Linked DNA regions of Homo sapiens: region 1 is linked to region 2. The links are chromatin contacts, found by Hi-C or POLR2A ChIA-PET in ENCODE. All regions are on one chromosome and are shown on one strand. Each heading gives the region's core, a stretch centred on a gene start or an enhancer-like site at or near the end of the contact. The rest is flanking DNA. Distances are from core to core; before and after follow the strand shown. Region 1 holds the start of RIC3 (RIC3 acetylcholine receptor chaperone). Region 2 holds the start of EIF3F (eukaryotic translation initiation factor 3 subunit F).

Region 1 (5,017 bases), core at 1,165-3,664, 180 kb after region 2:
TGTAATCCCAGCACTTTGGAAGGCTGAGGCAGAAGGATCACTTGAACCCACGAGTTCGACACCAGCCTGGACAATACAATGAGACCCCCATCTCAACCAAAAACAAAAAAAATTTTTTTTAATTAGCCAGGCATGGTGGCATGTGCCTGTAGTCCCAGTTACTTGGGAGGCTGAGGTGGGAGGATCAGTTGAGCCCTAGAAGTAGAGGCTGCAGTGAGCTGTGATCATGACTCTGCACTCCAGCCTGGGTGACAGAGTGAGACCCAGGGAAAGGGAAAGAGAAAGGGAAAGGGGGCCAGGAAGAGAGGAAAGGAGGGAGGGAGGGACAGAGGGAGGAAGGAGAGAGAAAGAAAGAAAATACATAGCTTTTATAAGATTCTCAATGGTGTATGTAACCCCAAAATGGTTAAGATTTTTTGCTGCAAGTTTCAGTTACTGGAATGTACCATTCAAGGTAAGTTTTTTCCTAGGTTATACTACTTCAGTAGCTTCTCCTTGTCAAAAACAGAATTTACAGTATTGGTAGCTTAATAATCTTAAAGTATTTATTGACTGCCCATTATATGCCAGGTACTGAAGAAACAGTGGTAAACAAGACAAAGTCCCTACCCTTGCAAACTTACATTCTAGAAGGTGAAGACAAAAAAACAAACAAGTAAACACTTAAGAATATTCCATATCATATAGTGATGCCTATCATGAAGAATATAAAACATGATAAAATAGAGAATGATGGGAGAAAAGAGTTATTTTAGTTAGTGTCATCAGGGGAAGTCTCTCTGAGGAGGTTTCATTTGAGCAGAAATTTGAATGATGAGAAGGGCACTGAGGGAAAAGCACAGCACTTCAGGAATAAAGAGAACTGAAGGTACAAAGATCCTAACATGAGAACACTGAATACCAACACTTGAGTTCTCAAGGGAACAACCCATGTCTAATCTCCACTCTACATTTTCTACAACGTTCAGAAGAGTGTCTCCCACTCACAGTCAATAGTACTTGTTCAAGATAATTCACCATAATGGAAAGTAAAAAAAAAAAAAAAAAAGTTTTCGAAGAATCTTCACTGTTCAGGATCATCATGAATTGACTCTTCTTCAAAGTAGACAATATCATTAGACAAAGCAGGTAAAAATCTTTGGGATTATTGCAATAAGACAGAAAGGAAAAAAAAAGAACAAATACGCAAAGATGTTTTAGAAGTCCGTCCCAAGTGGATAGTCTTACAAGCATAAAGATTATCAGGCAAATTCTGTAAACAGAATTATGTGTTCAACCTGCCCTCCACCCCTAAAGCTTGGTGCTTTGCATTTATAGTGTGTATGATGCTCAAGAGAATGGAACTACAGTCAATGTGCATAAAGCAGACGGAAGTGGATTACAGTTCAAAAGGAGCTGTCCAGCAATCAACAGTTTAAACATTACTGGAAGTGTTCAGACACCGTAAAATCATGTCTCAAAGATATTACAAGGATAATTTACAGGAGAAAGTTACCAGTAGAACTTCATGACCTATAGAAAACTGTTCTGGTTCCTTCTCCCAGCCTTCAGCACCGTGCCTTTACACTCATTCTGTAAAAGGCCCCAGTGCAGCTAAGAGGATGAATTTTTAAACACCACATACATCATGCCAACAACGAAGAATTAACAGATAAATACTGTTTCAATAAGGGGAACGTAATAATTTGTTCATAACCACCTCAGTAACTGAAACTGGGGTTATTAAAATCTTCAAGATATATTTTTAAAGGCACAAGAAGAGCCTGAAGCAGTGAGCGCCCAGCACCAAGTTGAAAAAACATAACGACTTAAGGTTTGCTGTACCAATTCCATTTGCCTTGATTTCGTACCAAGCGGCGCGTCAGAAAGTACACGGAAAACCTAAAGAGGGAAACCCAACTGGGAACCCTTGACTCAAAGCACGTGAACAAATGGTGACGAGATGAGTTAAGCCAGCGGGGTAAGAGAGAAGGGACTGCGCCTAAACGGGAGTACGCAAGGCCACCTAGAGGATGCACAGACCTGCATGCATACGTTCCTGACCCTTCCAGCAGCAGAACCATCTGGGCCGCCACCCGCTGATAACAACGGAACCGTGGGCATTGGCCCTTCAACGCCGTCTCGCCCGCCCTCTCCAGTCAGTTTGGTGGATATTTCGGTGAAGGCTGCAGACTCTCAGAGTCACCCCTCCCTCAAGCAGCGTTCTCCGTACTCTTCGGCGCCGGGAAGCTCAGAGGGAGCTGGCCTGCTCTTACCTTCAGGTGTCGGCGGCGGCTCCTGCCGCTTCCCGCGGGACAGGAAGGCCTTGGGCAGCAGCAGCGACAGAGCCAGGACAAGCCCAGAAGCCAGAGCGACTCTCTGCACTGTGGAGTACGCCATGACTGCTCACGGTGGTCGCAGGTGCAGACGCCAGCCGGAACCGGAACCGGAACCGGAGCACGGGCTGCCGCTCCCGACCGAACCGCGGGCGGCGCGGACGGCGTCGCGCGAGGGACAAGGTGCGCGAGGCGCACGCATCTTCACCTCCACTGTCGGGAGTTGACCTGCTCCTCCCGCGTGGTTACCCGTCGCTGTAAATGGTACCCTCGCCTTCCCGTTCATACTAACTAAAAACTCCTCCCTCACTCCCCATGTTCATCTTTTACTGAGTCCTGTGCATTCTACCGCCTACACATCCGGCGGTCGTGCCCGGATCTCTATCCCCACTTACCACCACTGCCCCCCACCCACCCGTAGATCACAACATCCAGTTTCTCCTCATCTCCATGATCTCGCTGTCTTCCAGCTTCCACTCATGCCCCTCGCATTCATTATCCGTCTGCAGCCACAGGTGATAATGCTAAAACACAAGACTAATTCTCTTTCTCTCCAGCTTAAACCTTTTAACTCTCCATTATCTTCAGAACAATAGTTAAACTCCTTTCTATAACCTCAACGCCCTGCATGATCTGGTCTTACCAATGCTCCTTCCAAACTGGATGATTTGCTATTTCTTTAGCATATTGCTTGTCTTCAGGGAAGCTTTGCTTGTCCTGTTCCCACTGCCTGGAAAATTCCTGACACCATCTCCAGTTGTCAAAAACTTCTCTGAAGAACAGCTTAAAAACACTGCTCTCTCGAAACGTTTTCAGTCAGCCTCTCCTTTCTCTACAATCCCACCGTTCTTTGTTACTCTCTTCATTCGTTCATTTAACATTATTTTAGTTTTTACTATGTATTAGACCCTCAACTTGGCACTACAGGGTCTGATGAATAAAATGGATTCCCTTTGTAGGACAGATAATTATCCAAACAAAAAAAATGCAGGAAATATTCTGGATCCCCGAGCAGTCTTCTCAACTGGTACGAGGAAAAGTCAAGAAAAGCCCCTTTGAGAAGGTGAAATTGAGTTAGCTGTTGAAAAATGAGTAACTTATAGGCAGACAGGTGGGAGGGGTTAGAAAGGTATTCCGGAAAAAGGAGGCCAAAAAAATAAAGGCAAATCTGGAAGCTTCCTGGTGTGTTCAGAAAGCTATTGGTAATTCATTTTGGCAGGGCCATAGAGTAGTGACAGGACACGAAGTGCACAAATATAAGCAGGAGCTACATTGTGAAAAGCTTAGGTAGAACTTCCAGTTAAACATGACAGATGTAACATATGCATTTATCTTTGCTTTCCTGGGACAGTGCCCAAAAAGGAAAATAAAGAAATAAAGTATATAAACTACAAGACTAAATGCAATGATAGAAAACATGACAGCAGATGAGAAATGTCAATTTTGTAAGACGCACACAACACTGTCCAATAGACACATAATACCAGCCACATATGTAATTTAAATTTTTCCAGTAGCCACATTTAAAAAGTAAAAATAAGTAAAATTTATTTTAATAATATTTTAAACCAAGATAGCAAAAATATTTCAAATTTTATCAGCACGATAGTGTGGCTCGTTGGCGCCCACAGTAGACAGTGCAGGTGTAGAGCATAAAAAGTTAAATGCCTGTGGACTGAAAGCCTGTAAGGAGTGAACTAATTTGCCCCTCAGAACCCATGCTCTTAAGAATTGGAGGTACTGGGTTCCTTTAAAGCCAAGGGTGCAGAGTGGGTCTGAATGAAGGATTGGCTGGAAATCTGATTAAAAAGCAGTTGAGACTGGGCACAGTGGCTCACACCTATAATCCCAGGGCTTTGGGAGGCCAAGGCTGGAGGATGGCTTGAGGCCAAGAGTTCAAGGCCAGCCTGGGCAACATAGGGAGAGCCCTAATCTCTACCAAAAAAATGTAAAAAATTAACCAGGCATGGTGGTGTGCACCTGTAGTCCCAACTACTCAGGAAGCTGAGGTGGGAAGATCACTTGAGCCCAAGAGTTTGAGGCTGCAGTGAGCTATGATTGTGTGAAACCACAATTAATTATGATATATAAGATGATAATAATGCCTGAATGAAGCCAGTAGGGGCACCCACTCCAGCCAGGGTGACAGAGTGAGACCCTGTCTCTAAAAAAAAATTGTTTGATTTTTTTAAAGCAATGGATATCTTCTGAATCTCTTTCCTTGATTCATGCAGCCAGATGGGTGCCACTGCTGGCTTCACTCGGGCATTATTATCATTGATGTTATTAACATCACTAAAAGTTAGAGTACTAATTATGTTTTAGGCATCTTACATATCATAATTATTCCTCCCAATAACTTCAAGAGGTAAGCAATATTATTATATACCCATTTCACAGGTAAGAAAATGGAGCCCCAGAAAACATAATTTACTTGCCAACAATTACACAGTATAAACTGGATGCTATGATTTGAACACAGGCATGCTTACTCAAGAATTTGCCCTCTTAGCTACCAGGTTTACTGTCTGGGGAGGTTTAGTCAGAAAACCTCTGGACTCCTGGACTATAGATGCAGCTTAGGGAGGAGGTGACTAATGGGATGTGGTCTCTAAGAAATACAGAGGGGTCTGGAATGACCACACTCCCCCCCGCCCTCCGCCACCAAATTCTAGCTTGGGTAAATGGTAGACATTAATTCT
Region 2 (4,906 bases), core at 115-2,614:
TCTTCTGTTTGGCTGTTCACCTTTGTTTTGGTGAAAGAAAGAATGCATGTCTACACAGAGCATTTACAGGGGAGCAGCGTCATGTGAATTCTAATAATGGAAGATTTCTCCAAGGAGAAATCAACTCTTGGGCACAGAATCAGGGATAAGAAGTTCAACCTCACCTATCCACTTGCCAGCTGGACACTAGGACTTGACCTAATTAAGGGAGTTGACAGTTTTTTTGGTGTTTTGTTTTGTCTTTACAAGCAGATGTTATCACCCCATTATACCAAGAAGGAAATTGAGGCTCAGAAAAAACTTGTAGATTGCCCCAAGTTACACAGTGGGTTATGGTCAGAGCTCCCTCCATCACATAGTGATAATAGCTATGACTTAATAACTACTGTATATCAGGCATGTGCTAAGAGCTTTACAAGGCAATACCTCATATAATCCTCTCCTAAAGTACAGACTAGTTTATACACCTTATTACAACTCCACTTGAATGTGTAATGGACATCTCAAAGGTGACACATTCAGAAATGAAATCAGGATCTTTTCCCCAAAACCTGCTCTACCTACAGCTTTTGCTATCTCAATTGATGGTGACTTCATCCTACTAATCGCTCAGTACAAAAAAAAAAAAAAAAAATTGCAGTCCTCCTTGACTCCTCTCTTTCACACCTCATATACAATTTCTCAGGAAACCCTATTGAAACTACCTTCAAAATATATCCATAATCTTCCCACTTCTCAGAACTTCTACTGCTACCAGCCTGGTCCCAGCCACCATCATCTCTCACTTAGATTACCTAGTGGCCTCCCAGCAGGTCTCCCTGCTTTTCCCTCTCTCGCCTCCCTCTCCTCACCTCCCCTCACCCTCCAGTCTCTTCTCAAAGCAGCAGGAGAAATCCAGCTAAGTTCTCCTTCTCGCCCATTGCAGCCTCGAGCTTCTGGGCTCAAACGATCCTTCCGCCTCGGTCTCCCGAAGTGCTGAGATTACAGGCGTGAGCCACCGCGCCTGGCCTTAAAATCCTTTTTAAAGGCACTTTGACATCCATTATCTCATTTAAGTCTAAAACACGAATTTCGACCTCCGCGCTGCTTTCTGGTTCCACCTGGCGGCAGCTGCACAAAGTGTTTCTCTTCGAACGCCGTCCCAAGTTTTACCCGGAACTACTTAGCCCAGGGTTTCCTGAGTGCTCCTCGGGCCAAAAGCAGAGCGCACAAATTCCAGAAGAAATTACCAACGGCGGGACTATTTCAGTGCTCCGAGAAGTATCACCAGTAACCAATCAGCAAAAAGCTCTAGCTCACGTGGTGTATATTCAGCCTATCAAGCTCCTGATATTCATGAATGCTGTCATTTCCGCTTCCGCCTCCTTCTTTCTCGACAAGATGGCCACACCGGCGGTACCAGTAAGTGCTCCTCCGGCCACGCCAACCCCAGTCCCGGCGGCGGCCCCAGCCTCAGTTCCAGCGCCAACGCCAGCACCGGCTGCGGCTCCGGTTCCCGCTGCGGCTCCAGCCTCATCCTCAGACCCTGCGGCAGCAGCGGCTGCAACTGCGGCTCCTGGCCAGACCCCGGCCTCAGCGCAAGCTCCAGCGCAGACCCCAGCGCCCGCTCTGCCTGGTCCTGCTCTTCCAGGGCCCTTCCCCGGCGGCCGCGTGGTCAGGCTGCACCCAGTCATTTTGGCCTCCATTGTGGACAGCTACGAGAGACGCAACGAGGGTGCTGCCCGAGTTATCGGGACCCTGTTGGGTGAGTGGTCAGAGAAAGTTAACATTCTTTTCTTCCTCCCACTTCTCATTTATCTCACTCCCCTAACTCATTAATTCTTTAATTCCTGGTGTCCTACCGTCCTTTCCTCCCATCCCCAATGACCTCTTAATCTATATCTGCATCCTACCTTTTGCTGTGACTTATCTTCTCAAGCACTTGCATCTCTCCTCTCTCTCCTGCCGGATTGCTGTCACTTTAAGCGACATAAAATACACAAGGAGTAGTTGTGTCATTTACTGAATATTTTATGCCAGTGGTTTACATTTATGCCAGTGGTTTACATTTTACATAAACAGCAGTTTATGGCAAGTATGATGGGCTGCATCTACCAAAAATGAGTTCACACGCCGAGTGGGAAGTCAGGAACCCTTGACTCCCTATACCAGTGACCACATATTTCTCCCTTATCCACTGACTAAATGTCATCGTTTTCCAGGTATTGACAAAGTTTTCTAACCAGTTGTCAAAGGAGTGGGGACGTTTGTAAAAAAACATTCCTCCCAACAAGTAAACCGGTTTGGTTGGAACCCGCTTGGGATTTTATAGTGTTCTGCTGTCCTAAACGTCTGAGCCTGATCTGTGTCCCTCAGTGTCCCCTAATATTAGTACCTAATGTGAGAAACCCTGTTCCCCCATTTTGCATTTGGACGCAAACAGTTGTATTATCTGTTTATATTTCTGCCCTTAACCTTCAGGTCGAAAAATGACCCATTCTCTGCCTGTGTTCCAAATTTGGGGAATAGATATTTTATGTTAAAGTAGTTTGTAAAATGGAAAAGCACTAAAGAGGGATTGTTGATAATAAATTCCTTTCTGGAGACTATGCTGGTCCCATGAAATTCGTTTCCATTCCATCTTAGTGCCAGATTTTAAATAGCTTTGTGAATCCACTTTATTTACAAGCATTCTTTCTCTTTCATACTCTTGAACATCTACTAGTTCTTACACCATAGAAGACAGTTGGTATATTGCAAAGCAGACAAGATTTGTAAGCAGACCTCACAAAACATTTGCCATGTGACTTGGGGCAGATTACCTAAAATCTGTTCTGTCAGGAGCTACTTTAGACTTAGTCTTTGTGAGAGCTAAATTAAAAACTTCTGACTATGCTGGCACACATTAGGTACAGCTGTTAGTTGCCATTCACATCAGGCCTGGACCACCCCAATGCATACAGACACACATTTTCTCTCCTTTATCTATCTTTGACGGTATAGCATTTTACAGAAACTTAAATTCATATCTTCTGAACATTGCTTGTCTTTTCTCAGACCAAGCTTTTGCGTTCTCTTTGCCACAAGTGCTTTTCCTGCTGTCCTTCATTTGTTTAAGCTCTACCTACCTTCCACGTTCCCAGCAACAGCATTAAGTGCCGGTCCTCCATCCCATACCCGGACCCTCACTCCATTCTTAACCTTCCACAGCATGATGGTGTTCTGTAACTGTGCCCTGCTCTGAGCTTCTGTAATAAATTATTTTTGCATCACTGACTTGACACTCAGCAAATACTTACTCTTTTGGCTGCACTTTCTAATTTTCCAAGCTCGCTAAAGCTATTTAAAGAAACTAATTCATTACCCATGATTTATGCTTTAGCGCCCCAAATATTCCAGTGATCCAGTCAGACCAGGTATAATCTAATCTACATCCTCAGATCCTCTTCCAGACTGGAATCATGGTACAGTGCTATAGGTGTTATAGAGGCAATACTTACAGAAGAATAAAGAATAGATTCTGCTTGCTATGAACTTATTTCCTTAGATATACACAAAACATTTCATTTGTCTAAATGAAGTCATTGGTGCTTTTTTTGTACCATAAAACTGTTAAGGTATTTAGAATTCAAAGTGTAATAAAGTGAGCTCTCCTGTAACCTTAAACTCAAGATAGAAGTGTACTCTTAAATGCAAATAATTAGAATGTAATATGATAAATGTTCCAATAGAAGGGTGTCATGGTGGCATGGAAATGCAGAAGACTTAACTATTTCAGAAGGTTGGGGAAAAGTTCACAAAAAAGATGACGTTTGAGCTGGGCATTAAAGCAACTACAAGAAGTATAAAAAAGCCTGGTAAATCCACTGTCTGAAACATTCAGTATTACAGGAATGTAGGTGACAGGAGGTAGAGCAGGAAATGAAGCTAGCAGAGGGCAGAGCCCTAAGAAGTATTAAATAATTACAAATGTAAAGTGCTGTGAAGGGAATTACCTGGATCCCTGAGAAGACAAAATGAAAGTCTAACCTCATTTGAAGCTCTTTGGGGAAGCTCCTGAGCATTTCAGCTAACACTGAATAGGAATTAAAAATCACTCTGGAATGAGTGAGTTGAGAGATAGGAAATAAAGTTGACAGGACATGGTGTGATCAGAAGTGAGGGATTAGAAGAAAATATCAGGGATGACTTCTACATCTTTGGTTAAGTGTGAAAGAAGAAAGGGAAGGTAGGGGTTGACTAAAGGTCTGGAGTGCAAAAGAGATGTGGGCAAGTATGTCAGGTTAGGAATTATGTCATTGGAATATAGAAGGTAATTGAACCCATAAAATTGGATGAGATCACCTAAAGCAGGGGTTGGCAAACTTTCTATAAAGGTCCAGACGGTAAATATTTTAGGCTTTGTGTGCAGTCTCTATCACAACTACTTAATTCTGCCTTTGTAGCAAGAAAGCAGCCATAAAAAAATTGGCGTGTAAACTTTATTCACAAAAAACATTTCTAGATCAGGGCCTGGCCTAGAAAAGGAACATTGAATAAAAAGACAAGAGAACAGAGACAAAACCCTAAAAACCTAAAAAGTCAGGAAGAAGTAGCCAACAAGATTAGAAAGGTAGGAAGAAAACTAGAAGGAAAGTTTTAAGATGGGAAGTAAGTGGTCAAGTCTGTTCAACGCTGATGAGAGGTCAAATAAGATAAAGGATATATGTGCATTTGGTTTAGGGACATAGTTTCAGTGAAGGGAGCAGAAACCATAGTGAGTTGGAATTAGATAAACACTGGTAGATATAGACAACACTGTGGTTTCTGGTGGAGAGGGAAACTTTTAAATCCTGGGGTAGGAGGTTCCAATAGATTAGAAGAGAATGGAAAACTCAACGTAGTGGTCTTAGGTCAAGAAACAAATGTAGTGGGAATAAATAAATAA

Evidence for each region. A loop is a pair of places that touch in the nucleus more often than their neighbours do. ChIA-PET counts read pairs that join two places held with the same protein, here RNA polymerase II (POLR2A). Pooled maps may share reads with other maps.
Region 1: a pooled map shows a loop between it and region 2 (5-fold over the local background). The contact joins the promoter of RIC3 here to the promoter of EIF3F in region 2. A Hi-C loop is called at or near these places in 7 of 50 pooled maps. POLR2A ChIA-PET finds 5 or more read pairs at or near these places in 4 of 52 experiments (WTC11, activated CD8-positive, alpha-beta memory T cell, activated T-cell and 1 more).

What each region holds. Positions count from the first base shown.
Region 1 is chr11:8,166,611-8,171,627 of GRCh38, forward strand. It overlaps RIC3 (RIC3 acetylcholine receptor chaperone), which reads right to left and starts at 2,415. Exons shown (of 6, transcript NM_001206671.4): 1 at 2,256-2,415. The coding sequence starts at 2,379. It overlaps RIC3-DT (RIC3 divergent transcript), which reads left to right and starts at 2,460. Exons shown (of 5, transcript NR_187234.1): 1 at 2,460-2,579; 2 at 3,275-3,378.
Region 2 is chr11:7,985,973-7,990,878 of GRCh38, forward strand. It overlaps EIF3F (eukaryotic translation initiation factor 3 subunit F), which reads left to right and starts at 1,365. Exons shown (of 8, transcript NM_003754.3): 1 at 1,365-1,744. The coding sequence starts at 1,381. RefSeq lists enhancers at 1,000-1,179, 1,063-1,602, 1,603-2,141, 1,610-1,659.